Linked DNA regions of Mus musculus: regions 1, 2 and 3 are each linked to region 4. Evidence: chromatin loops called from intact Hi-C (ENCODE). Cell type or tissue: left cerebral cortex. All regions are shown on one strand.

Evidence for each region. Hi-C counts contacts between places; a loop is a spot of excess contacts. Peaks named below come from ENCODE experiments on the same cell type or tissue, not always from the same donor. Only the 100,000 strongest peaks of a DNase experiment are listed, where the experiment ranks them.
Region 1: a loop joins it to region 4, with 3 times the contacts of the local background. A loop is called at or near these places in 8 of 42 quality-filtered maps.
Region 2: it touches region 4 in a loop (3-fold over the local background); 6 of 42 quality-filtered maps call a loop at or near these places.
Region 3: it touches region 4 in a loop (2.3-fold over the local background); 3 of 42 quality-filtered maps call a loop at or near these places.

The regions. Positions count from the first base shown.
Region 1 is chr15:79,468,377-79,476,376 of GRCm38, forward strand. No RefSeq gene overlaps it. Among named protein-coding and RNA genes, the nearest start is that of Gm41359, 6.6 kb to the left of the region's middle. In left cerebral cortex, CTCF peaks have their summits at 4,865 (motif pointing left) and 5,752 (motif pointing right); DNase peaks (open chromatin) are centred at 2,928, 3,178, 4,502, 4,826 and 2 more places.
Region 2 is chr15:79,541,954-79,549,953 of GRCm38, forward strand. Ddx17 (DEAD box helicase 17) reads right to left here and starts at 4,788. Exons shown (of 13, transcript NM_001040187.1): 1 at 4,242-4,788; 2 at 1,753-1,903; 3 at 534-633. The coding sequence starts at 4,291. In left cerebral cortex, no CTCF peak of the experiment used is centred here; DNase peaks (open chromatin) are centred at 4,169 and 4,784; H3K4me3 peaks cover 3,730 bases; H3K27ac peaks cover 1,882 bases.
Region 3 is chr15:79,500,596-79,508,595 of GRCm38, forward strand. Kcnj4 (potassium inwardly-rectifying channel, subfamily J, member 4) reads right to left here and starts at 4,646. Exons shown (of 2, transcript NM_008427.5): 1 at 4,601-4,646. In left cerebral cortex, no CTCF peak of the experiment used is centred here; DNase peaks (open chromatin) are centred at 566, 1,543, 1,653, 2,005 and 8 more places; H3K4me3 peaks cover 5,763 bases; H3K27ac peaks cover 6,614 bases.
Region 4 is chr15:79,604,413-79,612,412 of GRCm38, forward strand. It overlaps Dmc1 (DNA meiotic recombinase 1), which reads right to left and starts at 697. Exons shown (of 14, transcript NM_010059.3): 1 at 550-697. Fam227a (family with sequence similarity 227, member A) reads right to left here. Exons shown (of 18, transcript NM_029407.1): 18 at 5,164-8,000. In left cerebral cortex, a CTCF peak has its summit at 3,545; DNase peaks (open chromatin) are centred at 1,980, 2,248, 2,546, 3,577 and 1 more place; H3K27ac peaks cover 439 bases.

The DNA of each region.
Region 1 (8,000 bases), 140 kb before region 4:
AGTAGCAGAAGCCAGAGGCCTCAAACCACATCAAGGAGCCATTGCAATGAACATTTGCAAGCAAGGAAGGGTGGACAAAAGGGTAGACTGTGGGACACACTACAGGTTCTTCAATGAGTTTTTTTTTTCTTTTTTGGGGGGGTGGGTTGCAAGTATGAAGGGGCAGGGAGATGGGTGGAATTGGGGTACATGATGTGAAATTCACAAAGAATCAATAAAAAGTTGTTGTTTTTGGTTGTTTGGGAGGGGTATCTAAGTTTGTCTGTGCTATACTGGAACTTTTTGCATGCTAGCCAATGTTGAGCCACATTCCCAATCCTTGGGTTGGAATAATTAGAATTTTTATGGTGGAGTTTTAAATAATTAACTAATTACTTAATTTCCTTTTTTTTTTTTTTTGAGATAGGATCTCTCTGTATATAGCCCTGGATATCCCAGAGCTTACCATGTGTGATGGTTTGTATATCCTTGGACCAGGGAGTGGCACCATCTGAAGGTGTGGCCTTGTTGGAATAGGTGTGACCTGGTTGGAATGGGTGTGTCACTGTGGGTGTGGGTATAAGATCCTCACCCTAATTGCCTGAAAGTCAGTCTTCCACTAGCAGCCTTTGGATGAAGACATAGAACTCTCAGCTCCTCCTGTGCCATGCCTGCCTGGATGCTGCCATGCTCCCACCTTGATGATAATGGACTGAACCTCTGAACCTGTAAGCCAGCCCCAATTAAATGTTGTCCTTTATAAGACTTGCCTTGGTCATAGTGTCTGTTCACAGCAGTAAAACCCTAACTAAGACACCATGTAAACCAGGCTGGCCTTGAACTCACAGAGATCTGCCTGCCTCTGCCTCTCCCTCTTCCTCTGCCCCCTGACTCCTGAGATTGAAGACACACACCATTACATCTGGCAGTAGGCTTTTATTTTTTAAAAGATATTTTATTTATGTTATTTATGTCTGTGTGTATGCATGCGTTATGCACACATGTGTGCAGGTACCCACAAGGCCAGAAGATGGCACCAGGCATCCTGGAGCTGCAGTGACTGGCAGTTGTGAACTGCCTGACATGGGCACTTGGAACCAAACTCTACTCTTGTTCTGTGCAAGAACAGTAAGTCCAGCCACCTCTCCAGCCTCCTCCCCACGCCCTGCTTCTAGAGACAGGATTTCATGTGTTGAAGGCTGATCACAACCTTTTATATAGTAGAGAATGACCTTGAACCTTGGTGCCTCCAGGTACCCCTTCTAAGCATAGCAACTGTAAGTATGCACTGCTTCATCTGGCTTCTGGTGTGCTGGACAAACACTCTATAAACCAAGCTGTAGTCTTGCCCTGGTTCAGGAAAATTAGACTTTTATTGAAAGAGTTATTTGTTTTTAATCGTATATATGTGCACGTGAAAGCAAATACTCTCGGAGGCCACAAGAGGGCGTCGGATTGGAGTTATGGGTGGTTATGAGAGACCTGAAGGGGTCTTGGGAACAGAGCTGTCCCCAGCATAAGCACTTCTTCTTCTTCTCCTTCTCCTTCTCCTTCTCCTTCTCCTTCTCCTTCTCCTTCTCCTTCTCCTTCTCCTTCTCCTTCTCCTTCTCCTTCTCCTTCTCCTTCTCCTTCTCCTTCTCCTTCTCCTCCTCCTCCTCCTTCTCCTCCTCCTCCTCCTCCTCCTCCTCCTCCTCCTCCTCCGAGATTTATTTATTTTTATTTATATGAGTACACTGTAGTTGTCTTCAGGCACACCAGAAGAGGGCATCAGATTCCATTACAGATGGTTGTGAGCCACCATATGGTTGCTGGGATTTGAACTCAGAACCTCTGGAAGAGCAGCAGTCAGTGCTCTTAACTGCTGAGCCATCACTCCAGGCCCCAGATTAGACTCTTTAAAGCATGGGAATCCCCGACTCAGTGGCATATGGTCAGGAAACTTCCCTCTCTCTTTCCATTTTGACTGGAGCCAAACTCACCACCCCACCCTACCCCCATGGCCGCTGCCCGAAGCCAAGGCTTGTTTCTCTTGAAGAAGGAAATGAGCATTGACTGACGGCAGAGTCTACTCTGCAGTAGTGGACTGCAGATCTTGCCCCGCAGCAGAACTGACCCGGGAGATAGGGATACTATCCATCTTATTAATTCTGCTTCTTTTGCTGCGATAAAACACCATGACTGAGACCAAAGACACCTTAGAGAAGGAAGGGTGTATCTGGGCCCAGGAGTCCAGCAGGAGAAAAGACCATCACCGTCACCTGTGGGACCTCAGCAGCAGGCAGGCATCATGGCTGGAGCAGAAAGCTAGGCGCTCACATCTTGAACAAGCAGAGAGCAAACTAGGCACTGTAGCGGGTCTTTTAAACTCTCAAAGTCAGGAAGTGATGTAGGACGTCCTCTGACATGGCCACGCCTCCTAAGCCTCCCCTAACAGCAGCACCGACTGGAAACTAAGTATCAAATGCTGGAGACCACAAGAGACATCTCATTCAAACCTCCACACTCCCGGAGGTGGAGTGAGAGCCTAGCCCAGCCGAACCGAACCGAACCGAACCGAGCTGAGCCGAGCCGAGCCCAGCCGAGCCCAGCCGAGCCGAGCTGGGGCACCTGGGCTGCAGGGCTATAACCATCAGCAGGCATTACCTATGCAAGTATTCACTTGGCTCCCTCTCCACCTGGACTCCCCGGGAACAGGACCCCTAGCTTTCTTGCCCAAGAAAAGTGTGCCAGTCCGCAAGCCCCTGAGAAATTCTGAATGAATGGTCAAAGACACAAATGAGTAACAGTTTGGCTTCAGAGTGACACAGAGGCTTCGCTCTAACACTCCTGAGAAGCTGTGGGTTTCGGGGACCAGAGGCTGGATTCCGTGGGAGCCTGCAGAGCGGCTTCCAGAAGGACACACCTTCTGGAACTGGGACTGGTTGTTGCCTCTGAGGCCCGGGGGCGGAGAATGCAGAGGAGGAAGGCTTGCTTTTCTGTTTGAATGTTTATATTATATATTGTAATGTGCGTAGATCCTAATGTGTTATAATTATAATGCATTTCCATGTGCATGTTTAATAAATGGATGCGGAAATAAACACTCACCTGGCGAGCTCCCTTAAACACGGGCTGCAGCCCCAGCAGGTCTGGGGGTGGCAGGCAACCAGGATTGGGCTCTCCAGGTGATGCTTGTCACAGGTGGCTCTGGACTACACTTGAGGAACAAAATCACCAGCTGGGTCCTCTTCCTACCGGCCATTCAGCCAGGCTCATTTGCATGATTTTTGCATATATTTGCATGACTTCCCTAGTTCCAAATAAAGCCTGTATTATCCTTTATCCATACTTCTGCCACCCTAAGGAACACTTCCCTCTTCTCTCCTCCCCAAGACCTGGCTGCTCTGGACAAACTCCCCTCACCCTAAAGATCCCAGTGCAATGTCATCTGCATTCTACATCCTCCTGGCTCCCTAAGGCCCAGCACAGATATCACCTTCTCTGAAGCCTCTCCTGCCCCCAGCCAAGTGTCTTTAGCCCTCCTTTGAACTGCCTGAACGCTCCTCCCACCTTGCTGCGTTTGCTCACGTCATCCACCTTGGCTGGTAGGGACCGATGAGGCCAGGGCACATTAGCTTCATTCTGGAGGATCCGAAAGCAGGCTTGTGATGGTCACTTTAGCCATCTCCAGAAACTGGGTTCTGACGGCACCCCTCATTCTGTTCGTCTTTTTTCTAGAATCAACTTATTTCCCTTTGGGGTGCTCACGTGTGTCACAGGTCAGAAGACAATCTTTGGGGTTCAGTTCTTTCCTTCCACCATACAATCTGCTTGGAATCAAACTCACATTGTCAGACATGGCACCAGATGTTTTTTACCTGCTGAGCCATCTTGTTTTAATTATGATTTTTTTATTGATTTATGCATGCGGTATATGGTGTGTGTGTGTGTGTGTGTTTGTGTGTGTCTTTGCATGTGTGTGTGAATATGTGTGTGTGTGTGCATGAGTGTTTGCACGTGTACATGTGTGCCTGTTTGTGTGTGTGTGAGCGAGTGCGTGTGTGTACATGTGCACATGCACACATGCACACACACACACACACACACACACACACACACACACACACACACACATATATGAAGACCAACACCAGCTATTTTCCCTCAACTGCCTTCTTGCTTTAGTTTTGATGTTTTTGTTGAGACAGGGTCTCTCAGTCTGAGCTTCGGACACTGTTTCTGCTTCATCCCAGCTTTGGGGTTACGGACTTGCCAACGTCTTTATATGTGTTGTAGGATCTGAACTCAGGTCCTTTGCTTGCCTGCCAGGTCCTTTGCTGACTGAGCCATCTCCCAGCAGCTACCCCCACCCTCACCCCGTCTTACTCATTTGGCTCGTGTGTTTTGGACTGCTGGAATTGAACCTAAGGCCTTGTGTATGTGAAGCAAGCAGTCTACCACCGAGCTGCATTTCCAGCCCCGAGTCAATGTCATTTGGATTTGTTTTGCTCTACTTGATTTAATTAGGTCTAAAATTACCAAGTCATTCACACTTAAGTAAAAATATTCCAGCCCTGAAATAGCTGGGGGGAAAAATAGACTCCCTTCTCTTCCCCATTCTCCCCCAGCCACACTCTCTAGGATGAACCACTGTTCAGTCCTGGGTCTCCTACCACACCATATTTGCATGTTTATATACATGTGATGTATACAAGTATATATAAACACAGCATTTTATAATAAGATATACATGCAAAGACACATGAAGAAAATGCAGGGACTGGAGAGACTGCTCAGCACTAAGACCACGTGTCTCTTTCATAGAACCCAGGCTCAGTTCCCAGCACCCACAGCAGGCAGCTCACAACTGCCTGTGATTCCAGCCCAGGGCTATCTGATGCCCTCTTCTGGCCTCTGTGGGTACTGCATACATGTGCACGTTACCCACCCCCATATACATAAAAAACAATATAATAAAAGTAATTTTTTTAAGAAAAAGAAAAAGAAAGCCAGGTGTGGTGGTGCACGCCTTTAATCTCAGCACTTGGGAGGCAGATGCAGGCGGATTTCTGAGTTCGAGGCCAGCCTGGTCTACAAAGTGAGTTCCAGGACAGCCAGGGCTATACAGAAAAACCCTGTCTCAAAATAAAATAAAATAAAATAAAATAAAATAAAATAAAATAAAATAAAATATAAAAAAGAATAAAGATACTCACCTATGTGCCCATGGCTCCTGAAATTCCAATCTTGTGAGCACACCCCTGAGGCCCTCTGCAGAAGTGCCTCCTCCCCCCTCCCCCCTCCTGTGACTTTTTCCTTACAGATGGACCATAGAATATATTTCCCTAAATAATAAATTTGCGACGAGAGTTGCTAAATTAGCATGCGTGCAACATGTTCAACTTTATTAGGCAAGACTGAACTATTTTCCAAGGGAGGATGAAGCAGCCTACACTCCCGCCCAGAGTGGAGGAGCATCCCCGAGGTTCTACATCCTCACCAAATCTGGCGCTCCTCAACTTCATGATTCCTGCCAAGCTAGTGGGAGTAAGATTCTAACTCACTGTGGCCCTGATTTGCATTTCCCTGATTACTAATGAGTTTCTGGTTTGTTGATATCTTCTATATCCTTAGTGATTTTTTTTCATATTTTTCATCTGTCAGTCACTGAAAGGCTGTAATGAAAATCTGTAATTTGTGCTGGGTTTGTTTATGTCGCCTTGTTTATATATATATATATATATATATGAGATTTTACTTTTAATGTCATGTATGCAGTTTCCATAGAGGCCAAAAGGGGGCGTCAGATCCCTTGACTGTTAAAGGTACCCGTGAGCTGTCCAACGTGAATGCTGGAAACTGCACACCAGTCTTCTACAAAGAGGGTGCGCACAGTCTTCAGCCCTGGGCCATCTCCCCGTCCCCATGCTAATGTTAGGAAGTGTGTAAGAGTTTAGAATTGTTATATCTTCCTGGTGTTGTCTTCCTTAATGTATTCTAAAAATGCCTTTGCCTTGAAGTCTAGTTCATCTGACATCATGATAATGACAATTCTTTTGATCTTTCTCCAAACAAAGCAGGGCAATTCATTGCCGCCTCCTCTCCTTGTCTGAGTCAAATCACTTCCAAGTTGCCAGGTGGCCTTACTAAGAGGTGACTCAGTTTCTTATTTAAAAATATTTTTTTATCTTAGAAAATTTCAAGCATATACAAAAGAGAACAGTGTGGATTGAGCCCCAAGTTACTCTGCAACTTAGACCCGATACCTTTAGCTCCCATACCGACTTCAAGAAAATCTCATGTCATGTCGACCAACTCTAAATATTTGAGTATTAGCCTCAAGAAGTAGATTTTTATTTATTTTTGAAGATAGGGGTCACACTATTATCTGTGGTTGGCCTGGAACTCACTATGTAGACCAGGCTGGCTTCGAACTCACAATAATCTGCCTGCCTCTGCCTCCTGGTGTGCTGGGATTAAAAGTGTGCTAACCACACTCAGCAAGACCCTTCTTTAAAATAACACACACAGACAAACAAACAACAACAACAGAAAACCAAATTCCTCCACCACCATCTAGGAGAATCCCCTAGCCACATCTGATGTCATCTTTAAAAAAAAAAAAGATTTATTTATTTTATGTATATGAGTACACTGTAGATGTCTTCAGACACAGCACAAGAGGACATCAGATCCCATTACAGATGGTTGTGAGCCACCATGTGATTGCTGGGAATTGAACTCAGGACCTTCAGAAGAGCAGTCAGTGCTCTTAACTGCTGAGCCATCTCTCCATCCCCTGATGTCATCTTTTAGTAACCTCTGTTCACTTTGGAATGTAGAAGAAGCCCAGAGGCTATGATGGGTCATCATCATCATGTTCCACCAACTACATAGTATCCCAGCATGGTGAAACCACTGCCTTTCTCAGGTAAATAAACAGCACCAAGCAAGCAGCCTGGTTAAATGAGGTGGAGCACATACAGACATTAAGGTAAGACGGGGACTTATTAGTAGGAGGAAGGGACACAAGAGGGTGGGGATGAGTGAGGACAATGAGAAGATAACCAAGTCCCCTCCAGCCCCACGGTCCCCCCTCCACCTCTTATTTTCCTTGAGATTTGTTTGTTGAAGCTATGTTCTTTGTGCTTTGTATGAACATGTGTCCTTTAAAGAAATCGGACACCTGACCAACTTTAGGAGCAGATAGGATCTGATGCTGCAGTGGGGAGGGCACTGGGAATTAAACCCAGGTGTGCTGATTAGTCTTGTAAACTTGACACATACTGGAGTCACCCAGAAACAGAAAGCTTCATCAGCTTGGTCGTGGGGGCACTTTCTTGATTAATGGTTGCCATGGGAAACTCTAGCCCACTGTGGGCGGTGTCATCCCTAGGCAGGTTGTGGCTGAGTGAGCCTAGGTGCAAGTCAGTGAGCAGCATCTTCATAGTCTCTGCTTCCGTTCCTGGGCTCAGGTTCCTGCCTTAAGTGTTGTTCAGGCCTCCTGAGATGGTAGTCGATTGCCCAGAATTGTAAGGTGAAAGAAATCCTTTCCTCTCCTACTTACTGTTAATCAAAGTATTGTTTTGGTGTTTTGCTTTGCTAAAGATTTATTTAGCTGAGCGTGATGGCATATGCCTTTAATCCCAGCACATGGGAGGCAGAGGCAGGTGGATTTCTGAGTTTGAGGCCAGCCTGCTCTACAGAGTGAGTTCCAGGACAGCCAGGGCTACACAGAGAAACCCTGTCTCAAAAAACAAAAACAAACAAACAAACACCCAGAAACACCCCCCCCCAAAAAACCAAAAGATTTATTTATTATTATATGTAAGTACACTGTAGCTGTCTTTAGACCAGAAGAGGGTGTCAGATCTCGTTAAGGATGGTTGTGAGCCACCATGTGGTTGCTGGGATTTGAACTCAGGACCTTCGGAAGAGCAGTCAGTGGTCTTAACTGCTGAGCTATCTCCCCAGCCCCCAAAGTATTATGTGTTTGTTTGCTCGCTTACTTTGTTTTGTTTTTGAGATAGGGTTTCCTTGTG
Region 2 (8,000 bases), 62 kb before region 4:
CTATTCAAAGCCAGGTGTGGTGGCACACAACTTTAATCCTAGCACTTGGGGTGCAGAGGCAGGTAGATCTTTGAGCTCCAGGACAGTCTGATCTACATAGTGAGTCTTTTATCTTAAAAAATAGAAACAAAATAATAAGTTTTTTGGACTTTATTATCTTGGTTGTGTGCCAGTATCCATCTATGTCCTTTTTTTCATGTTTATTTGGTTTCCAAAATTTGAACTCAAGTAGTTCAAACACTCTTACCCACCTGACTGGCTCCATCTAAATTACTATCTTTTTCTCCCTCTTCTTCTTCTTTAAAAAAAAAAAAAAAAGACTCCGTTCTCTGTGTAGCCCTAGCTGTCCTGGAACTCGGGAAATCTGCCTGCCTCTGCCTCCTGAGTGCTGGGATCTAAGGCATGTATGTACTGCCACCACCAACTGGCTACTATCTTTCTATATAAAAGTTTCTATTTGTCTTTTAGACAAAATCCTAAGCCTTTCAAAACCTTTATGCACCTTACGTAATACAGGATTAAACAGCACTTACGTGGAAAGTTAGCATGATGGAAGGCAAAGACAGGTTTTGGACAAACATCTCCCCCTCTCACTGTAATCTCTTTCTTACGCCGTAGCTCATCAACCTCATACTGTGTGAGAGAAGAATGAAGACAATAAGAATTCTCAATTTAGACTCTTTAGTATTGCAGTGATATAGGCTAATGCTTTTTGCATGAATCCAAGTTTGTGATGCACACGACTAAGAGGAGAAAACCCTCAAGAGTAATTCCTAGCCAGGCTAGGTGGTACTTTGTCACCCTGCACAGCAGCTAGAAGGATAACCTACCTCAAGTTCAAACCTAACCTGGGCTACAAAACAGGTTCCAGACCAGCCAGGGTTACCTATTGAGACAGAACTTGGGCCAAATTGCTCTATTATATCATTTTTTCTGGGTAAGTAATATTCTTTTTCTTTTCTTTTTTTTTTTTTTTTTTTTGGTTTTTCAAGACAGGGTTTCTCTGTGTAGCCCTGGCTGTCCTGGAATTCGCGCTTTGTAGACCAGGCTGGCCTCGAACTCAGAAATCCGCCTGCCTCTGCATCCTGAGTGCTGGGATTAAAGGCGTGCGCCACCACGCCCAGCGGTAAGTAATATTCTTGGGTAGAATACAGCACCAGGTGGTTTGGTTAAAAGCACACAAATACACAATATGAAGTCAGTTCTATAAGCGTAGGTGAATGGCAGTGTAAACTTTACATGCATGTGGTGCTAGGCTGGAGAGCAGAGCTGCTAAAAGAAAACCTGCGTCATGTGGCTGAGCACCTGTCTTCATGGACAAAGCTCAGGGTTTGACCAAGTGTGGCTGCCCAAAGACCCCTGCAGCCTGGAGCTAAAGTAGCAGGACAGCAAGTTCAAGACCAGCCTGGATCTACAGTGGACTATTCTACAAATACAATAATTCCATCCTACAAAAGACACAGAGGCAAGGCATGGTGATGCAATTCTTTAGTCCTAGTACTCAGGAGACAGATGCAGAGTGATCTCTGAGCTGGAGGCCAGCCTGGTCTACAAAGCGAGTTCCAGGACATCAAAGGAACACACAAGAGAAACCCTGTCTCAGAAAACAAACAAAGAAATACCCCCACAAAAAAACAAAACAAGCAAACCCACAACACATTAAAAAGATCTGCCATAATATAAAATCAAATATAAAACAATACTTGAAATATTACCCTATATTTAAACACTCCCCCCTCCCCCCTTTCTTACCGGAGTCAGTCTTGCTACTTCTGGATGCTCAACATAAAAATTCTTCTCAAATTTAGGGAGTTCACTCAAATCCCACTTCTTTTTTCGTAACCGCTCCCCAGGATTACCAAACTTCTTAGGGGGAAGCCCACTACCACCTCTTGCTCCAAACCTAGAGACACCAGAAAATGTAGATTTGTTAATATCCATCTCATGTGACAGGAAAGGAACAGCATTCCTCCCACCTCAGTTTCCCACCTATTTTAGCTCTCTGACAAAGTTAGTGATACCGACTTTATACTAAGTATAGTTTTAATTGGCACTAGAGATTCTGGATACAATAAAAACTAACGGTCTCTGCTCTTGCAGAGAAGTGGTACTCTTTTAAACTGCAAGACCAAGACTGTGGACATCGAAAAAAATGTACTTCAAGCAAGTCCTTCAAATTTACAACAGCTTCTTAGCCAATTTCCCCACTTATGCTGGGGGCAAAAACTTCTCTGCTACTCTATAAAGCAAACTATTGGGACATCAGGGTCTAGTGTGTTTAGTTTACTCTAAAGAAAGAGCCAGAATAAAAGAGTTGTAATCCTTTCCTCTCCAGCCTTCTTTATGAAATCCTCCTGCCTCAGCCTCCTAAACACTGGGATTATAAATGTGAGTCACCACACCAGGGTCAAATAATACTATTTAGTTACAGGGAGAAAACAAAACAAAAACCCCATCAATGTAGGTTATGGGTATTTGTTTTGTTTTTTAAATAAGATTCAAAGCTAGACATGGTATTGAATAACGTGTAGTCCTAGCACGTGAAAGCTGTGGGCAAGGTCAGAGTTCAAGGGCAGTCTGGTCTATGAGACTTGTGTCAAAACAAACCCCCCTCAGATTTAAATAAGCCTTGTCTTTTAGATACAACAAACAGGTAAGCTAAACAATATAGATATGGCCACTTGCCAAACCTAAGATACAAGAAATTAGAAACTACAATCCTAATATACCCTCTTTGTCTTAATCTATGAGAGTACAGGGCTGTAAAAAAAAAAAAAATCTCATTTCCTTTTTTCTTTTGTTTTTCGAGACAGGGTTTCTTTTATATAGCCTTGGCTGTGCTGGAGGCCTCTCTTTCTGTTTCCAGAGTGCTGGGATTAAAGGCATGAGCCACCATGCTCTGCAAGATCTCATTTCCTTATTTCCTGTAAACCACTAGAAAATTGGAGAAATTTCAAGTTATTTTAAAGAATTTCATTTCAAGACCTGCCAATATTGGGAGAGGTAGCAGGAACCCCACAAGGTAATCCCCTCTTCTGTTAGAACCTGGTGTGGTGGCCTACACCCGTGTTTCTGAACTTGGGGACACTGAGGACACATTCCAGGACAACCGTTAGACTAAGCTTCATGGCCCTGAGACAAACCCACCCTGCAGTGATCATGGCCAGAAATTTTACTGGAATTCTTTGGGTATCTACATTCAGTAGGCAGAATTTGGGTGACTTATTAATACCACTGCTAAACCAGCACAACTAGAAAGAAAAACATTCAACTGAGTAGACCCACCAAGACCTTTAAAAGGCCTCTGGCTTTTCAGTGCAATACTACAGTGAGCCAGGCCTTCTCATTTGACTACTTTACTCCACTTGCAAATGAAGCAACTGATACAAGTCTAAAACACTTCTAGAAATAACCAGTTTTCTTTTGTTTTCAATCTGTAATAATGGCCAAAACCCAATCTTTAGGAGATTTTAAGGCTAAGTCTAATAAGGATAATAATGTGGCTCCTATGTGTTATTTCCACTGGGCTTGCTTATAATCCCAAACTGCTTGGATCTTGAATAATGACCTAGGACAGAATAAAGCTTCTACAATTACGATTCCTTTACAAGGCTTATTCTGATTTTTTTTTCTTTCTACCACTGCCCTCACTTTGAACTCTGCTAACTGTTCTCTTGTTCTGATCTGTGTAGCCCAGGCTAGCTTTGAACTCCAAGCCTGACTCAGTCTCTAGTGCAGGGTGTGCCACCTCAAGGAGTTCTCTTGATTTCAACAGGCTTTGTTAGTTTCAAAAAAAAAAAAAAAAAGTCACCCGCAATTTGGATCTTTTGGAAAGCAACTCCAGCACTTCCCATTCCAATCTGATTCCACTTAACCAAAAATATAACAGAAAGGGAGTAAAACCTAGTTTAAAACCAAAAAAAGGCCTTTTCGACTCCAGTCCCTCTCTAACAGGGATGGCTAACATAGCGGAAAAGAAACGATCTCAAGCAGCTTTTCCTAGATTAAAACTTGAGCATCCGGATCCTCCCCCAGACAGACACTGCGGCCGGCCTGCAGGGATCAAATGATCAGCGAGCGGGCCAAGAGAGGCGACAAGGCTGGCCTGCCACTTCCGAGCCAGGATCGCGGTCCGCAGAGACGTCCGCCCAAGCCTGAGGCCTGCGCGCCGCCGCCATTGTACGGCGCGAGCCTCAGGGCTCTGCGGGCCACCCCGCCCCCCGCCCGCACCTCCCCCTTACCCTCCACGGTCCCTGTCACGATCCCGATCCCCAAAGCCGCCTCCACGCATGGTCCCAAACGGATAAAGATCTGGGAGCGGGGCACGGATGACCGAGCTCGGGAGGGCCTGCGGCTCGGGTCTAGTGATGACCGATGGCGGCGGCGGCGCCTCCGCTGTTGGGGCGGCGGCAGGCGCGGCGCTGTCTCGCTCCGACGCGCTGTCTCCCGTCGCAGACGCCACCGTCGCCGCCTCTCTCGTCGGAGACGGGAGCACAACTCAGAGAATCGGGGTTGTTAGGACAGTCGGGAGGTCTGGTCCCGCTCAAACCGGGCGGTGCCACGGTTGAGGCGTCTCCCTTCCTTCCCAGCAACTGCACAAAATGGCGGCGGCCGCGGAGACCGCTCCAACTTAACGCTACGCACGGCCCAGACGCTACGTAAACAGCGTCTGGAGGGCTCCGCGCGACGCCACGGACATTCTCGGAACCGCTTTACGTCGGTGACGGAGATGGGGGCCCTGGTCGGCCCACCTTAAACAAGGCAATGTGCGCAACCGGCGTAGGGTTCTCGCACCGCCAGCTCTAGAACGTTGGCTGGGGGTGGGGCGAGCCGTCGGCACGACGTCACAGTGTTGGCGTCGTTGGCCCGCCCACTATTGCGGGTCAGCGCAGTCTTCGTAGCGCATTCTGTTTCGAGAATGGACTTTTCCCGGCATTCCGAGCTCAACCCGGCGCTTGAGGCCGGCCTTGTGCAGACATAATGGTAGCACTCCACGTAGCCTTAGTCAGACTTCCGGGTCTCTGGGCAGTAGAACCCAGAGAGTCTTGAGGCCGCTTTCTTGGTTCCAACGTCCCAACGCCGTGTGCCCCAAGCTGGCCACACAGCCCGGCGCCATTTCTTTCCCGTCGCTTTTCGCCGCGCTGGCGCCGCAGCCATGTTGGATGCGTCGTGTCGCTCTCTTTCAGCGGCCAACAGCCTGGCTGGGCCAAAAGACACCCTGTGTTTCCCGCGTTTCTTACTGAGGTGCTATTTTCCGAACAAAGGGTTGGCACCTTTTCCTCTGGCCGTAGTTGACGCAGAGGCCACACCTTCCCAGAGTCCTTTCTGAGGTGGGCGCCTTGGACCTTAGCCACCATGAAAATGGGTGCCTTACCCGGGTGCCCCACTGCAGAAGCGGTGGGTTTGACAGGCTAGGATTTGCAAACCCTATCCGGGGAGGGCAGGCTGGGCTAGGCCGCCGGTGCCACCCAACTCCTAGATTGCTTTCTTTGGCTCGCCATCCCTGCGCACTGCCAAGCCACACAAACTTGGACATAGTTGCTTTACTAAATTGTGGAACTGCTGGGTTCCTTGAGACCTCTAGGCTCATTTCTACCGCCGCGGAGAATGGAGGCCGGCAGACTGGAGGCTTAGTCTTGTCTCATGTCCTGAGTGTTGCTTAGGTTAGGAAAGCCAGGAGAGTAAAGAGGCGTCTTGAGAAACGGTTCATTTGTCACTTCGGCCATGGAGAGCCAGGCATTGTGCTAGTTGCTGGGACACTGGGGATCCAACACGTTCCTTGGCACAGAGCTTTATTCTCTAGAGACGGAGAGGAGACAGATGACAAATGTGTATGTTAGACTTTTGCTGACTTGGAAAAGAAAATGGTGTTGAGGCTGTGGAACAGTGCTTGCTGACCGTGACTGAAGCCCTGGATTCAACACCCAGCACCTCCAAGAACAACAGCAAAAAAACACTAAAGGGAAGGCCATACTTTAATTCCAGCACTCGTGGGTGAATCTCTTGAGTTAAACGCCAGCTTGGTCTACCAAGTGAGTTCCAGAATAGCCAGGGTGACACAAAGAAACCCTCTCTCAAAAACCAACCAACAAACACCAAAGAAACAAAAACAAGAAAGGGGCTAGAGACAAGTTGAGGAAACGGGATGACATCGGGTGCTCTCAGAAGGCATCCCCCATCTATCAAATGACATTTGAGCTGAGGTCTCAACTAAGGTCCTTGCTGCCAAGGGGGAAGATCAATTATGCAAAGCCTGAGTCCAAGAAGATGGAAGCTACTTAAAGAGCTTGGTTTCCTTGAAGGTGAAAATGTCTGGTTTAAAGTAGCGGCATAAAGAAGGACCCCTTTGACTGCAGTGCAGAGAATCAACTGAGAGGCAGCTAAGGCAGGAACAGTTAATCTAGTGAAGGCCCAGTGTACTGTCTCTTTTCTTTAGTCTCTCTGAGTTCTAGGCCAGTCTGGTCTACATAGTAAGACAGACAGAGCTACAGTGTGAGACCCTTTGGACGTGGCTGGGTACTGAAGTCCAGGCAGGAAATGGTGGGACTTGGTGCAGGTTATTACTGCTGAGAGAAATGGTTCAGTTGTGTGGCTGGAGCCAGTGATTTGCTGGTGGTTGGAGAACCAAAGGTTAAGAGTGGTTCCTGGTGTTCCCTAGGAGACAATGGATAATGTATGGAGGTGTTAACAGTCTATACCCTAAGAAGACAAGTTAGGCACTGTGATGGTTTGTACATGCTTGGCACAGGGAATGGCACTATTAGGAAGTATGGCCCTGTTGGAGTATGTGTGTCACTGTGTTTGGGCGTGGGCTTAAGACTCTCACCCTAGCTGCCTGGAAGTCAGTATTCTCCTAGCGGCCTTCAGATGAGATGTAGAACTCTCAGCCCACCCTGCACCATGCTGCCTGGATGCTGCCATGCTCTGCCTTGATGATAATGGACTGAACCTCTGAACCTGTAAGCCAGCTCAATTAAATGTTGTCCTTATAAGAGTTTCCTTGGTCATGGAATCTGTTCACAACAGTAAAACCCTAACTAAGACAGGCACCCATCCCGAAGAAGTCAAAAGGGACAAATGAATCATTAAAAAGGAAAATGTGGGCTGGTGAGATGGCTCAGTGGGTAAGAGCACCCGACTGCTCTTCTGAAGGTCTGGAGTTCAAATCCTAGCAACCACATGGTGGCTCACAACCATCTGTAACAAGATCTGACGCCCTCTTCTGGATTGTCTGAAGTCAGCTACAGTGTACTTACATATAATAAATAAATAAATAAATAAATAAATAAATCTTTAAAAAAAAAACAATTAAAACCCATTTAAAAAAAAAAAGGAAAATGTATTCAGTGTGGCTACTTTGAGAAGATACACTGAATTTCTGTGCCCTTCTTTCCTATCTAACCACATTCAATACATCTTTTCTGCATTTGCTTCTTTTTAACCAGAGACGGTACCCCTAAGAAGAAAAACTGGGTAACCAGCCTTCTTACTGTCATGACATAAAGGAGGGAGACATCTAGAGAATGAAGGCCAGAGATGCCGACCCCCTCTAAGTGTGCACTGTCAGCACCCAGATAAAGTCTGTCTATAATTTATGTGCATTGACATTTGCCTGCATGCAAGTCTTTGTGAGGGAGTCAGATCTCCAGGACTGGAGTTACAGGTGTGAGCTGCTGTGAGGGTAGGTGCTATAAACTGAACTCTGGTCTTCTGGAAGAATAGTGCTCACTCTGAACTAACTAGCCGTCTGGCAAGTGCCAAAGCTTATGGATTTTTGTAAACACAGAGTTCCACTCGATAAAGAGGTCGGAGACCAAGGAAACCAAACTCTTGGCATTAGTGAAAACGTGCTTAGCTCAGTCCACCTCCCCTCCCTCTTTAAATCTAGGAAACAGCTGTTGTGTGCACTCACTGTTCGAGGCATGTGCTAAGAGTTTTCATTATTTTAGTTCATCGGTTAATCCCACAAAACAATAGGGATCTCCTAACGGGATGCTGGG
Region 3 (8,000 bases), 100 kb before region 4:
GCAGTTACTCGGAGGCAAAGAGATTTTTCTTTCTGTGACTTTATCACCTCATTGTGCAGACCAAGCTCAGAGAGGGCAATTCACTGACCTAAGATCACACAGAACTATGACTATGGTTATTGTCTCCTAGACGGTCTCTTGTCACACAGGTCTCTCACTCCACAGCCCCAAACCTCATGAGGCTGTGAATGCTGATGTCTGCAGATGATCTAGGGGCAAGGCCCAGAGACTATAAACAGGACCTGCCATGCCTGCTTTCTCTGCTCCGTGGAATGGCAGAATTCCAGACTCTTCTGGAAGTCCCAGCATGGAACCATCAACATCTCAATTTCTGAATCCGCATCCCCATGTTGTGGCACCATCCACTTAAGGCCCCTTCCCCTCACTCACTGGTGCAGGGGACAGAGCCCCGGGCTAGAGAATGCCTGGCTGATGCTTTGGTCACCTTGGGCCAGCTCAGTCTTCCCATCTATAAAATGAGCTCTTCCCAGTGGTTCATGTCTGTGTCTGTCTCCAGAATGGGGGCCCCCCCAGGGATCCCTGAGGGGGTGTCAGGCTGTGGGGGCGACTAGACCATCTCCTGCCAAACCCCAGCCCAGGGGAGGAATATTTTCCACTCTGGGGAAACCCTAGAGACGGCCCCCGGGAATCAGATCAGTCTAAACCCAAACCCTGTCCCTCCATACTTGCTTGCCGTGTGACCTTGGACAGGTAGCACGGTCTCTCTAGGATACAACGTCTCCAACTGTAGTATGGAGACAGTACATCAACACTGGAGGACTGCGGGGAGGATGAAGAAGTTGCGGAAGCCTGTAGCCTCATACCTGGCCAGGCAGGTGGGCGGCAGATGAGCGGTACATGTGGCTTTCTAGACCGTCTTTGGAAATATCAAAGACCCAAGGATTCCCAAGGTGGAGGGAGATGCCATTCACAGTCACCCATGAGGTGACAGTCGCCAGCAGGAGGGCTGATTCAGTCGGATCAGCCCTAGGAGAGGGGTATTCACTCTCTCACCAAACCTCCGGTACCCATCTTTCTCAGCCTCCTGGGATAACAGGCCATCTATCTCGCTGACTCTGGGTAACTTGGCCAACTCAGTCCTTGTTACTAAGCCCATCTTCCCGTCTATAAAAATAAGTTCTTCCCCAGAGGATCCCTGAGGGGGTGTCATGTTGTTGGGGGCAACTAAACTGTCTCCTGCCTAAAACTCAGCCAGGGAGAGGAATATTCTAGAATGGAATATTCTAGAATGGACCGTAAGGTTTTAGGCTAACCCTAAATTCAACTTGTCCCTCACAGGGACAGCCTCAGATTAGTTTGCAAAGGAATTCTAGAGGAATCCCCCCAAGGAGACCAAGTAATGAATAAGAAGTGAAGTCACTGATGGCAGCAATGGGTAAGGGATGCAGGAGAGGAAGGGGAGGGGGCGATGCCAGAGCCAGCCTCTCAGGGTTTCTGTTCTGCCTGGCCAAAGAAAGAAGAAGACATCGCTTGCCTGCCTGCTTCTAAGAGGGGGCTGAGAACCAGGAGCTAGAGCTCTGCTTCCTCCGCTCCTAGGCCATCACTGTGGCCCCAGAACCCACTTCTCCCTGAGGGCCCCAGTTTTCACTCTTGTACAATGACGGCATCAGATCAATGGTACAAGAGCAAAGCCTCTGCGTGTGCATGAAACCATCCTCCCACACCACCTGTCCTGTGAAGGCCAGGCTGGGCTGTTCTCCATCTCTGTCGATCATGTGGAAGGCCATAGGACTCCGATAGGTGGCTTTGAAGCCAGATCCCTGCCCTCGCCCCTCACTCCTGTAGCACAACTCATGTCCAGGGTCCAGGTAGTGACCTTGAACATACCCATTTCACAGGTGAGGAGATGGAGGCATAAGGAGAGAAGTTGCTGTTCAAGGTCACAGGATCCATCCCGGGGCCCTGGAGAGCCAACGTGGCTCCTCTCAGGGGAGTCACCAATACTACAAAGCGGCCAACATTCACTATACACATGTAGACTCTACTACGCAAGGGGAATCTGCCCAAGGTCACATGGCCAGGCAATGACACACCAAGTCCTGAGAACTCTTTGGTCCCAATTAGCCAGGGAGACAGCAACAGGGCTTGACTGGTTCCTGCCCAAGTCATGGAACCTCCCCAAAGTTGGAGTCCTGGTCCCACCTCTAAGTTCGTCATGGCCTTTCCCAAACTCCCCCTACATCTAAGATTAGGGTAAGAAGAGCAAACAGGAGACAAGCAGGGAAGTTGAAGTCTGGCTGCTGCCCTTCCAATCCCAGCCTGGCCTGGTCGGTCTTCGGTTCTTCCCCTCCCTCCCCCAGTGCAGGGGGATCAGGCGCTGATGTAATGCACTCGGCTTCCATCCCCGTGCCAATCTCAGAAGAGAGACGACAGATTGCGTGAGCCAAATTTGGCATCCTAGGGGGAGAGGCATGAAGAGTGGGGATGTGGAGGAAAAGAAGAGCGGGGAGGGACCAGAGAAGCCCCCTGCCCCGCTGAGCCCCTGGGTGCTTCCTGTCACTTCTTACACTTCCGTTCTTACCCAGCCTATTTGGCCCGCACCCCCTGCAGGCCGACCAGCCTAACCCACCACGGACCCTCCAAGCCTGGGTGCTGCCAGTCTGCCCTCCCCCACCACGACACACTGCTCCAGCTTCGTTCCCATTGCTTGTTTCCTGGTTACCACGTTGCTGGTTGTCATGTCGCTTACATGTCCTCGTGACTCAGTGGTCCCCGCAGAGGGGGCCCCCTCCTCCTCACACCCCCCTCAGCACTCGCCCCCGCCTCCCCCAGATCCACATTAAGAACCAGCCCGCCCTGTGTAAGCCCACACAGTTCCTCCTCCCCCTCCCTCTCATCCTAAGCCCCAAAATCTTCCCACAGCATCCTAGAGTGACTTTGTCCTCCGATCCACAAATGTCTCTTTAGAACCTGCATGGTTTGGCTCTGCAAGCTTTTCCCAGGGCCCTGACACTGTATGCAAGCCAGTGACAATGACATGAAGTCCCATTCTCCACTGGTACAAACTGTGACTCAGAGAAGTCAAGCTAACTGCCCAAGGTCACCCCAGTGGGAGCCCGCGGACATTTCTGTCTGGCCAGTCACCTCTATTTTTTTTCCCCTAGGAAGATGTTTCTTTAAGCGTAACATTAGGTACAGCGCCCAAGTCCCAGGTCCCCCCACTTATGCCTAGACACCTCCATTACTGTCAGTCTGCATTTCCAGCCATATTCTTGCCACTGGTAACTACTTATTTTCCCTCAAAGTAAACTGAGTTCTTACCCCCACCCCCATCTGCCCACCCCTCTCTTCAGCCTACCAAGAGTCTTCTGCTCACAGAGCTCAAAGGCCCTGCATTGGAGGTCAGTGGGGCAGGTCTGGTGTCCCCATTCCACAGATGTGCTGGCAGAGGCTCAAGGAGCATAACTTGCCCAGTGTCTCAACTAGCTGGTCTCATTTCTGAAGCCTGGACCAAGGGATATACGAGCCTTGATGCCCAGTATGGAAAACTTCAGAAAGAGACCCTTCTTCCATAGGAGGGCAGAGCAGAATGTTCCAGGCTCAGTCCTCCCGCTCCACTTGCCCTAACTGTCCTGTTTCTCCACTTGCTCCCCTCAGAAGCCAAGTCAAGGCTACACATGGCTCTGGACTCCTAGCAGTCCTGCAAGGTGCAGGGATGGATGGGAGTGGGGGTGGAGTGAATATTGGATCCCTGGATCCAGCCCTTCTCTGTCCAGGGCTAGACACCTCGTCTGGTCCCTAGGTCCTTCAGCCTACTACTTGGAGCTCTCCCCCTCTTGAGGCCCTCCCTGTTAGGGCAGCCCAGCCACCCTGTGTGGTGCCTAGAGGGCACTGCTGCCTGCCAAGCTGGTCTACAGCTCCCTGCCCTGAAGTCTGAGTCCCCTTGCATAGTTTGTGGGGGAGGGGGGGGCAGTAGTAGGCTGACCTGGTTAGTGGGCATTCTGCAGGTGGTGGTGAAGTTCTCCTTGCTTAGAGCCCACGGCATGACTCTTTGCTGTTTCCCCTTTGCAGAAGAAAAAGCATCTTTGCCCCTCTCTCTACAGCCTTAGTTTCCACCACTCTAATCCCCGAAATGCTCCATTTACTGTTACCTCATTCCTTCAGCTACTACCGGCTCACCTACCCTGGGGTTATCTGGCACAAGGCAGGTGCTTAACACAGCAGAAGGGAGATTTCTGTCATACTCCGAACCATTCACGGAGACTGCAGGTGGGTGGTGGGAAGCTGAGACGCCCCCTTCCCACCTTGCTGCAAGTCACCTGCCTCGCAGCTCCTGGCATGGAGGTGGGCGGGGGCAGAGAAGGGCCGTCGCCAGGGCAGGAGGTCAAATCTCTGTCATCCATCTCCCTTCTATTGCCAGCCACAACCCACAGGAGACGCTCTGATGGCCAAATAAACGGAGCGCGCCAGCTTGGGGGAAGTCACAGGTCCACACTGGGACCCTTCAGGAATCGGGTCTGATGGATAAGTGCAGGACGGGTATGGCCAGAGCGGCAGGACAAACAACTCTCTGAGCTAGACAGACATTGGGACGGACAGACGGACGAAGAGTACTCGCGATGGACGAGCCCGAGCTTACCCCGGGGCGTAAGGTCCGAGGAGGGTCTGGGCGGCGAGTGTCCGCTACATCCCCCGGCGCAGTCCGGCGGGCGGAGTCCGGGGCGCCGGGCTTGGGACGCGGGCGCCGCCTGCCCGCGATGTCGCCACTGACCCAGGCGGCCTCTGTGGGTCTCGGGGTCTCCGCGCTGTCCCGCGCCGCTCCCTGCGTAACTTTCAGCGTTGCCCCGCGTCAAGAGCTGGGCGCCGCCCGGGCGGCAGCATCGTGGAGCCCGGGCTCGGGTCGAGGGGTCCAGGGGCCCAAGGCGCCCCACTGCCCGCTGTTACCCACAGCCCCACGACCCTCTCGTTGTTCAGTTCTGGGGTCTCCTGGCTCTGTGGCCACCTCGCGCCTGCCACAAGGTCCCCGCCGCTGTGCCCCGGTGCCGCCTCTCCTCCCGCGGGGCCGTGGCACCTGGTCGCCGCGCTCCGGCCCCTGCCCGGGCTCAGCCTCGCCCCGCGCCGCCTCCTCGGCCGGCTGTGTCCTTCTCTGTCTGCGTCCCTCCCACTCCCGCCGCCGCCCCCTCCGTCTGGGACCCGGTCCCCGCCGCGTCCCCGGCTCGCCCGGGAGCCTGAGCTCCCGCCGCCCGCGGCGCGCCGAGAACTCCCAACTCGCAGCACGCGCCCCGCTTCGGAGACTTTCGCCCCTCCTCACACGTGACCCGCGCCCCGCTGCGGAGGCAGCGCGCCCCGGCTGCCAGCCCCAGGCGGACCCCACCCCGGCCCTCCTGGTGCGTCTGACCCACGCGGGCAGGCCACTAGCGCCCGGGACCCAGGACTCCAGCAGGAGTCGGGGGTCGGGGACGGGGGGGGGGGGGGGGGGAAGGCTGCGCCGTCCGGTTCTCGCGCGGATCCTGCCCGGGTTTTCCTCCTCGCCCCGCCGCACTCCTACTGGAGGATCCGTTCCAAGGAGGATCCACTCCCGGATTTGCGAGGCCCCTGGGGACAGGTGGGGAGGGTTCTCCGAGCCCAGAGGAGGGTAGGTGGGAACCAGTCCTGTGGGGGTCCCGGTGGCCCTGACCCTCTCCTGGGTGGTCTGCATCCTCTCCCGAAGCTCTAGCAGCTAAGGGCCCTAAGCACCCCCACTTCAGGAGACAGAGGTCGTTCTTTTGGAAGAACCCTAATAGTGGCACAGTCTATCAGTAAGGCTTCAGTTCACAAAGGAGAAACTGAGGACCCACAGACGTCCAAAAGTTCGCAAAAGGCCACCCAGTGGAGTGGAAGTCAACAAACCCTAGTCCCTGTTTTCTTCTCATCTTACTAATCTGTCTTTCCTTTTTTATTTATGTCTATGTGTGCAGATGCCTGTGTGTGTCCGTATGTGCACCATGCATGTACAGATGCCCATGTGCGTGCATGTGTGCTACATGTGGGCAGGAGCCTGTGAAAGCCAGAAGAAGTTGTCAGGTTCCGTGCAACTAGAATTATAGGCAGCTGTGAAGTGACATGTGGGCGCTGGGAACTGAACTTGGGTACTCTGCCAGAGCAGCAAACCTCTTAAAGATGGAGGCATCTCACCAGCACTATAAGAGAAGGTCCAGACCTTCCTCCCCCAATCCCCCAGAGAGCTCAGGTCTGGGTCCCACACTCTTGGAAGCACCTCCCAGTTCCTGCCGAGCCAGCCACGTTCCTGAGCGTTTGTCACCTAGCCTTCTAAGGAAGCAGGTGAGGAAAGCCCTTCTCTGTGGCCATAGGAGTCTAGAAGACCTGCAAGCAGAGAGCCTCTGGCCGTGGAAGACTGGACCCAGATCACAGAGGGAGAAGATCTCTCGGGATTGGGGGGGGGGGCTGGGGGGGAAGGGAAGCACACAAACTTATGGAGAACTGATTGAGTCTCCAATCTCTTTGGCTTCCTGTGCCAAGCAGACCTTCCGGGACAAGACTCGTGAATGCTACGCAGGCCACACAGCCATCTTTCTGTAGGTTCTCCCTTTGCCAAAGGATCTGTCTCAACTCAGCGCCTCAGGACGGTTCGCTTGTCAGGCTCCCGCACACCGTATATTCACACATGTCCTCCGATTCCCACGGATTCCAGAACGTACCAGATGCCTTCACACCTCTCTCTGCCTGCACGCTCTGTTCCCCACTGCCTGAAATGCCCTTGGTCTTTCTTCACAGTCGGAGCCTTTCTACTCTTCTCCAAGCCCAGCACCTATTCGCTCAATCAGCCTGCACCCCAGGGCCCACCTATCCCCAACCCTCGGGTTAGGCATGAGTATGGTTCTTATTTTAAAAGTTAGGAAATCAGACCAACCTGGCTTCAAAAGCACTTAGAAACAGCATGACCTTGAGTAAGGTTCTGTTTAACTTGCCCCAAACTGTGAGCGCTAATGGCGCCCTGTGCACAACAGGCTGCTGAAGGCAGGTGGGTGCTGGCAGCAGGCTCTTCCTCGCACGGGTGCCCTCCAGAGCACTTTGGACCTTCTCTGTGCAGTGTCTGTTCTTCTTACCCTGCTGTGCCCTAAGGCAGACAGCCAGGACTGATGTTCCCCGGCGTGTGTGTGTGTGTGTGTGTGTGTGTGTGTGTGTGTGTGTGTGTGTGTGTGCGCGCGCGCGCGCGCGTGCATACATTCTCGCCCTCCAGCACACTAAGTGCTCACTTAGCAGTTGACGGATGCCTAGTATCCCCTGCACCTCTGTGTGGACTGAAATCAGCAGGATTAAGGGACAGCAGGTGATCTTTGGCTGTCCCCACAGGCCAGGGGCTTCCCTGGGGGTGATGAATGCAGAAGAAAGAGAGCAGAAAGATGGAGGGGCGTGCAGAACCAAGGACCCGTTAGGTCCAGCACAACTGCTCTTGCAAGGCTACTTGTCTCTCACCAGCTCACTAGGCAGAAGTCTGAGGGAGGGATAGGGCCACCTTGCTGCGCTTGGGATGCTCTGTGGGGTGATTGCTGAGGCCTTGGAAGGCATCAGGGCAGGAGCTAGGTGAGGAGAGCTATGAAAGCAGTTCCAAGCCAGGTGAGGACTAAGGACACCAGGAAATAGAGTCCTTCTTCCACCAACAATCAGCCAAGCATCCCTGGCCGGGAATTCTCTTCACGCTGGGTCTTGGTTTCTCCCTGGGCAAAGCAGGAGAATAAGAGACATCCCCACTTTGAACATTGTGTTCTGAGAATGACTGAAGGCTTTGGGAAGACCTCGCCACAGGCCATGTCTAGTAGCTCATGCCCTGTTTGAGATGGGAGGTAGGAAGCCTAGCAGTGTGTGTGTGTGTGTGTGTGTGTGTGTGTGTAAGAGGTCCTGGAGGAGAATGGCAGCTTGGGTGTTAGAACCTGTGTGAACTTTTGGTAAGTTACGTATTTTCTCTGGACCAACTTCAGAGGCCTCATGTGTAATGGGACAGGCTTGAGAAGGCAAGTGGACCAGCCTTCATCCAACAC
Region 4 (8,000 bases):
GACATGCATCACCTTGCCCATCTCTTAACTATTAGCATGATTTCTCTAAATACCAGACTCTTCTTCCTGAGGAACAACGCAGATCGATCGCCTAATCGCCTCTCCTTTGGCTGTCAGATCTACTGGCCCTGCCTGCCTCTGCTGGCATCACTTCCACCACGACCCTGGGATCAGAAGCTGGTGCCCAGTCTCGGTCTCAGAGGCCTGGCGGCGAGCAGCGGGGCAACGAGAAGGCGGTCAGGGGCCCGTGAGCCCTGGCGCGAGGCTCTGTCGCCCCCCACCCCAGGCCTCCATTTTCCAGGCCCGACCTAGTTCCCTCATAATGCAAGAAGGGGGCCTTAAGGCTTGGGTCAGACTTGATTTACAGGAGGTTTGGCCATGTCTCGGAATCCCTCCACGCCTCAGAGCCTGGGCGGAAGGTGACAGACACCAAGCCAAGTCCAATAAGCGACCAAAAAATTACCACAGAAAGGGCGCGGAGAGGAAAGCTTTCTCAACGCGTCGAGTTTTCCTCAGATTTTTCCCGCGCTTCCTCTTTCCGCCACTCACCCCGACTCGAACCCACAGCCTCCCCGAGAATTTTCAAGGCGACACCCGCTCCGGCTTTCCCGTCCGGTCCAGAATTCTAACGCCGACCCAGAACGCGGAGGCCGGCAGCCCGCCCTGTCGTCGAACAGCTCCGGGCTTGGCGCCAAATGAGGGCCGCGGGAGCAAGCCCCCTTGATGGGCGGGGCCTGGGGCTGTAGGCGGGGCTCGGGCTGTAGGCGGGGCCCAGTGTGTGTGGGCGGGGCTCAGGTTGTGGGGGTGGGGCTCGAGGTTAGCTAGAGAACCTGAGCAGGCAAGGAAAGGCTCCCTGCGGGTCATCGGTAAATGTAGCACAAAGGAGAGCGGAGGGTGGGGCAGGGGCCCTAGTGAGGGCTGCTGGGAGGATGCGGGAGTGGGGGGTCTTCGGGTCTCCGAGGTTAGCGAGGGCAGTGGTGGAACATGGACTCTGAGGAGAGAGGTTTGGGTATGAGAAGAGAGTCTGGGCATCCCTTGGGCGAAGGGAGTTGCTGAGTCACGGGGAGAGCCTTGGCCGCTGACAAGGACAGGAGATGACGACCTTGGACTGTGAGGAGGTCGAACATGGGGGTCCCTTTCCTCCTGCCTGGGGCCGCTTTCACTCCAAGGTTTTCATACCTAGCTGGGTAACCCAGCCTTCCCATCCCCCCTTCTCTCCTGACTCTGCATTTGCGGTCCTCTCTTCTGGGATGGAGAGTAATTTTTTTTTTCTCCCTAACGTGGTTCTAAATGGTCTACAGAAACACACGAGGTTTTAGTTCTGTTTATAGAAACCCCGGGCCAGCCATGATGCCAGCAAGGCCTCTCTCTAAACTGTTTCCTTTTCCCCTTAGATGGAAACTGACAGTTCAGAGTCATGAAAAACTTGAAAGACCACCTGCAGAGGTTGCTTTAAGTGTCTTAGATGACCCACCAATACGGGCGACCTCTATATTCTTTTTGAACCTTTTAAATGGAATAAATTCCAAAACAGTTGACATTTTGAAGGACAGACCTATCTCCCGTGGATAGTTTTTTAAAAGGCTATAGCTTTTCAAAATGCTTACTTTACAGAATCATTGCCCGTCTTCTCGAATGGAAATTGTTCACTTGAAAAGGAACCCAAGGCGAGTGTGGTGGCGCACTCGGGAGGCAGAGGCAGGCAGATTTCTGAGTTTGAGGCCAGCCTGGTCTACAAAGTGAGTTCCAGGACAGCCAGGGCTACACAGAAACACTGTCTCGAAAAACCAAAAAAGAAACCCAATAGCGATGGCAGGCTCTCCTTCTGAATCCACCGAAAATACAGTAACTTTTGAGCAACTCGCTAGAAGACATCAACAGTATACCGGAGAGCTACCAAAGAGCGCAGCAAGACGATTTAGGGAAATCTAACATATGTCGTTTGCTGTAGTGACAGCTGGGAGCAAGAAATGCTCATAATATTTGAAGGTTGTGTGCAGTACACTCAAAGGAAGAAACTGAAATGAGCTCGGTAATGACAAATTCATGAAGTGAAGAGAAAGGCTTGTTAGGATAGCATACCGATGGTTCCGTGCAACTTTTTAAACGTTTAAAAACAGCCACAAACAGGGAGTGAAAAAAAAATGCAACTTCTCGTCCAATCAGGAAAAAAAAATTCTGTAACAATTCTGAGTATTGTGAAGTGGCAGTTTCAAGTTGACGAAGGAAATGAGTGAATGGTGTTGGAGCGACTGGGTAGCCATCTGCAGGGAAATAAAACTGGAAGCCAACTTCACACCTTACGCCAAAATAACTTCTAGATGGATCAAACCGAACATAAGAAAAGCCTGAGAAGAAAACATGTGGCCATCTATTTTTACTTAAGAATGTTTTCTTTTTAAGATTTATTTATTTTATGTATGTGAGTACACTGTCGCTGTCTTCAGACATACCAGAAGAGGGCATCCAGATCCCAAGACATTCTTAAGGGGGCTGGAGAATTGACTCAGTGGTTAAGAGCACTAACTACTCTTCCTAAACGTCCTGAGTTCAATTCCCTGCAACCACATGGTGGCTCACAACCATCTGTCATGGGATTTGATGCCCTCTTCTGGTGTGTCTGAAGACAATGACAGGACAGTGTACTCACATACATACAATAAACAAATCTTTAAAAAAGAAAAAGAAATTAAAAAAAAAAGAATGTCTTTTAATCTATTGTGTTTTACTTCTTATGTATGAATGTTTTGCCTGCATGTACGTACATCATGTGAGTGTCTGGTGCCAGTGAAGGTCAGAAGAGGGTGTCAGATCCACTAGAACTAGAGTGACAGATGGCTGTGAGCCACTGTGTGGGGGCCAAGGATCGAATCTAGGTCTCCTGCAAGCGTAGAGCATAGCACAAAATTCAAAAGCCATAGAAGACTGATAAGATTATGTGTATGTGCGTTTGCCTGCATGTATACATGTGTACCACGTGTGTTGGCAACTTTCAGGCCAGAAGAGAGCATCAGATCCCCCAGAGCTAGAATTACAGGTAGTGAGGAGGTGCTCTCAACCATGGACAAGAGCCTCCTCTCCAAGCTCCTGATAAGACTATATTTAAAAAAGAAAAACATCAATCCCAGCACTTGAGAGGCAGAAAGAGGTAGGAAGATATCTGAGTTCAAGGCCACCTGGTCTACAGAGTGAGTTCCAGGACAGCCAGGGCTACACAGAGAACCCCTGTCTCAAAAAACATAGATAGATAGATAGATAGATAGATAGATAGATAGATAGATAGATAGATAGATAGATAGAAAAAGAAGTTCTGCATGGCAAGTGCTATTTTCCTATTTAAGACATTGAAAACATAGTAAGCCACTTTTGTGTTAGTTACTGCCAGATAATATGGCTTATTTTTTGCGGAGGGACTTCAGGAATGACCCAATTTTCATATACTGGGGAGAGGAGTCATATATTCTAAAGACTTAGTAAAACAGTCATTGGGGTTCAAAGGACCTGAGTTTTAAACCACTGCACTGTACTGCCCCTCTGTGGACAACCACCTTATAGCGAAATCTAGGCTCCTGGTCCCACTGGGGATCTGGGGAATTATCACACCAGCTGTCTGTGAATGTATATCCTTGGAATTTCAAGGGCACAAATTTGAGAACTACTTTGATAGAGAATTAAGAAAGTTTCATCACACATGCAACCCCACCCAGATCATTTGCCAGACAGATCTTTCCTTAAGACATTGATTGCATTTAGAAAGTGGGCATTGATTCCCAACTGTGTGCCAACTCCTGCACTAGATCTGCCATGGTAGAGATTCAAGGACAAGGCACCAGTGCTATTGAGGGCTGAGGTGAGAGAACACAGACAGTCGCAACGCTGCTGTGGGACATAACTCTTGAGTCTGCCTCTCCCTTTGCATAATTTTCCACAAATAGTTTCATCTTGAACTTAGGACTATAAAGCAGTTTTTAGAAACCAAACAGTGATTCACTTTGGCGAGAGATTTAGAAACGTGTCTTCCCTGAGGCCGGGTGCTCATACACAAAAAAGCTGTCCAAAACCGTTCTCTTACTGCAGGCACTGGTGAGCCGGTGCTGAGATGCTCTGCAACAGTGGCTCTCAGCCTTCCTAATGCTGTGCCCATTTTAGCCCAGTGCCTCAGGCTGTGGTGCCCCCAGCCAGAAAATGTTGTTGCTACTGCATAATTGTAATTTTGCTGTTATGAATTGTAATGTAAATATGTTTGGAGATAAATTGTTGCCAAAGGGGCCTTGACACACAGGTTGAGAATTACTGTTCTAGATAACATTCTGTTCTTAGATTCAGTCTAGACATACATACACATGCACAAACATACACACACACACACAGGCTGTATACCCCCTTAATTAATAATTTGCTTCCACTAGTGTGTTTTATGTTTTTCTTTTCTTCCTCTTTTTTCTTTCCCCTTTCTTTCTTCTTTCTTTCTTTCTTTCTTTCTTTCTTTCTTTCTTTCTTTCTTTCTTGCTTGCTTGCTTGCTTGCTTGCTTGCTTGCTTGTTTGCTTGCTTGCTTTCTTGCTTTCTTTTTGAGACAGAGTCTCACTATGTAGACTTGGCTCTCCTGGAAATCACAAAGATCTACCGGCCTCTACTTCCTGAATTCTTGTATCAAAGGTCTACAGTACCATGTCCACAATATTGTATATTTGGAAAGTGGAAATCTGTGGCCAAATGTGGTCCAAACATATGAAAGAAAAATGTTTTTCTCATGTTCTGTTGTGTGACCTCTCACAGGATGAAGTTGGAACTTCCAAAAACACAGAGAGAACCGTGTCCCTCTGTGTTAACCTTTCCCTTTTTATTTTTGTTTTTTGAGGCAGGGTTTCTCTGTGTAGCCCTGGCTGTCCTGGAACTCACTCTGTAACTGAGGCTGACCTTGAACTCAGAGATCCTCCTTTCTCTGCCTCCCAAGTGCTGGGATCATAGGTGTGCACAAGGATGTGAGTTCAGTCCCTGCCACACCCACTCCAGTGGAGTTTGCATGACAAGTCCAAAAGCTTGGCTGCAGTCCTGAAGCACAAAGTTTCACAGAAACTGGTCTCCTGGAGCATCTTTAGCATAACATACAGATGTGGCCCAGATAGGTCCTTGCGATAGTCGGTGTAGGATTTAGAGTGCTTGCTTTCAGTATTGTTTTATTAAATAAGTGCCTCCAAGGAATGATTTGACAAATAGCAAAGTTAGATTGGCCTCCACCAGTGTTCCAACAGCCTAGGCAATCATTGAGCCAACCTTGAGCTTTGAATTTCATGAGAATGCTACTCATTCACACGAAAAGCCTCCAGTGTTGATAGAGAGATAGTAAGAGAAAGCAGGCATTGTAGTTTACTGGATTAGAGTAGAAATCTCAGGACAAGTTCTACAAAATTAACTTGGAATTCTCATTAGTCAGGTATGGCAGACTACATTACATATTAAAAGAAAGTTGGTAGGCTCCTCTGTTAAATGGAGGTTCCCTACAGATTCTTAAAATAACAACTAAGCCACTCCCATATACATGAGTTTACAGTGGCCTAAGAAGAAAGTGGGTTGTGGTCTAAGAAGGAACTAGAGTAAATACTTAGAATAACAGTTGAGTCACTCCCATATATAGGAATTTACAATGGCCTAGGGAAAAAGTGGATTATACAATAGACTAGAATTGGAACTATGGCAAGAGCATAAAGCTCTTGCCCTTAGCTTCTAAGAATAAGCTGACCTTAGATAGGGCTGATTTTTTCCCAGTTGTAAACACTGATTTTTATCCCAACTATAAACACTGATTTTTAACCCAGTTGTAAACACTGCCTGGTTCCTGTTAGATTTTGTGTATGCATTTCTCTGTTTTGTGTAAAGAGTCATTTTGCATTGGGTAACCTCAATGTACCTTGGATGACCTTAATGTATCACCTAACTTCCTTGTTTTCTTCTGTAATATAAGTCTGATGCTCGCTTTGAGAAATTACACTCAGATCTAGCTCTCCCTTGTGTGAGTGTCTGTTTGCCATTTTGCTGACTCCTTGCCCACTTGAGTACAGGGATCCTGATTTTCCCGTGGGTTGAGGGACCGACTGAGTCCAGTCTATGGCAAGTGTGGGTACTGGGACAACTGCTGCCCTCTTCTGATCTATACACACATGAATACACACACACACACACACACACATGCAAATAAAAATAAGTCTCAAAAACATAGAAAGAGATACAGGGTGGTATGGGAACATGCACAGGGACACCTGATCTAGTTTTGGGGGAGGGGAGGCATGGCATTTAGGCTGGCAAGATAAAGAGGGCAAAAGCTGATGTGGGACAGTGCATGAGCTGGGATTCAGTAGAAGGGCAGCAGACTGGGAAAGCATGCCCTTGGGCTGCAAGCTCTCTCTCTCTGCCTGTCTTCTGGTCTTTCCTAGTATCTGATTTCTAATTCTGTGCTTATTACTTCAGGGAGACATTCTGACAAACTCTTTCATGTGTGTCTATGAAGGCTTCCTGGAGATTAATGGGAAGAAAAGAAACAAATAAACAAAAAAATCATCCAAGTTTTAAAAACCAAAATCAAAATAGAAACAGTTGGTTTTTATTGAAAACATTAACAAAACCAAAAAGACATACTCAACCAGTATGCTGCTGCTCACCCGCACCCCTAACCTTACTTCTGCCCTTCCTGTGCCTCCCACATAGCTTAAAATGGATGCACCGTATTCCATAGGATGTCTGTTATTAAGGAGTTTCCCCTCTCACCAGAGATTCAAGTGAAGCATCCTCTACCTGCCTTCTTCCCTGAGGTTCCCTTAGGGTAGAGTTCCATAGCTGTAGTTGGCTTAGGGGGCAGGAGGCAGAGTTTCAGGGACCTTGAAAGGAATCTAAGGTTCCTGGAAATGTTTGGTTGTAGCAATTCCCAGGAAAGAAGTGTGCTGTTTTACAGCTCTGGAAAAGCCTGTAGGCTCAGAGGGGTGACATACTTCAGACAATTAATACAAAGAGATGCAGGACTAAAGGGATATAAATATGTAGGCTCAAACTCATTTCCACTGCTTTACTTTGCTTTTTTTTTTTTTTTTTTTTTTTCGTTTTTTTGAGACAGGGTTTCTCTGTGTAGTCCTGGCTGTTGTCCTGGAACTCACTTTAAAGACCAGGCTGGCCTCGAACTCAGAAATCCGCCTGCCTCTGTCTCCCGAGTGCTGGGATTAAAGGTGTGCCCTACCACGCCCAGCTTTACTTTGCTTTTATGAGCACCCCTAGACCATGTAGAGGCAGCTGGGCCCAGTGAGTAAGGTAGGAGATTCACACGGGCATCCCGGAAAACTCAGCAAGATCCTCAAACAGAAAGGAATGGTTTCCTAGCATAGGCAAGGCCCTAGATTCAAATATCTAGTACTGCAAACAGGCAAATAAAAAAAAAATTAAGCTGGGCAGTGGTGGCACCTTAAATCCTAGCATTTGGGTGGCAGAGGCAAGCAGATTTCTGAGTTCGAGGCCAGCCTGGTCTATAAAGTGAGTTCCAGGACAGCCAGGGCTACAGAGAAAAACCCTGTCTCGAAACAAACAAACAAAAAATCCAAAAAGTAAACCAAACACATGTAAATAAATGTTAAGTGTTAATATCTAACTTAATATAGATGAAAAGATGAGTAAGCCCCAAATAAGTGTGTGCCACATGTGTTAACAAACATGTAGGAATGACTAGCCTCGAACTCAGAGATCCACCTGCCCCTGACTACAGCATGCTGGGCCTAAAGACAGCTGGGACTTAGCAGCTCAGCTCCCTTCTGATACGTGGTGTTGGCTTGTTTTTTGAGACAGGGTCTTGCTATGTTTCATAAGGATGTGTTGGGCTGGGTTGTTATTATCAAGTGAATGAAAGAACAAATCAAATAAATGTCTGATGGATGAGCCCTGAATGGTCCGTGGGAGGTGTGAACTTTAATATTCTTTCTCCTGTGGACTGGGAGAGGCTCCATGCATCACTGGCTGCATC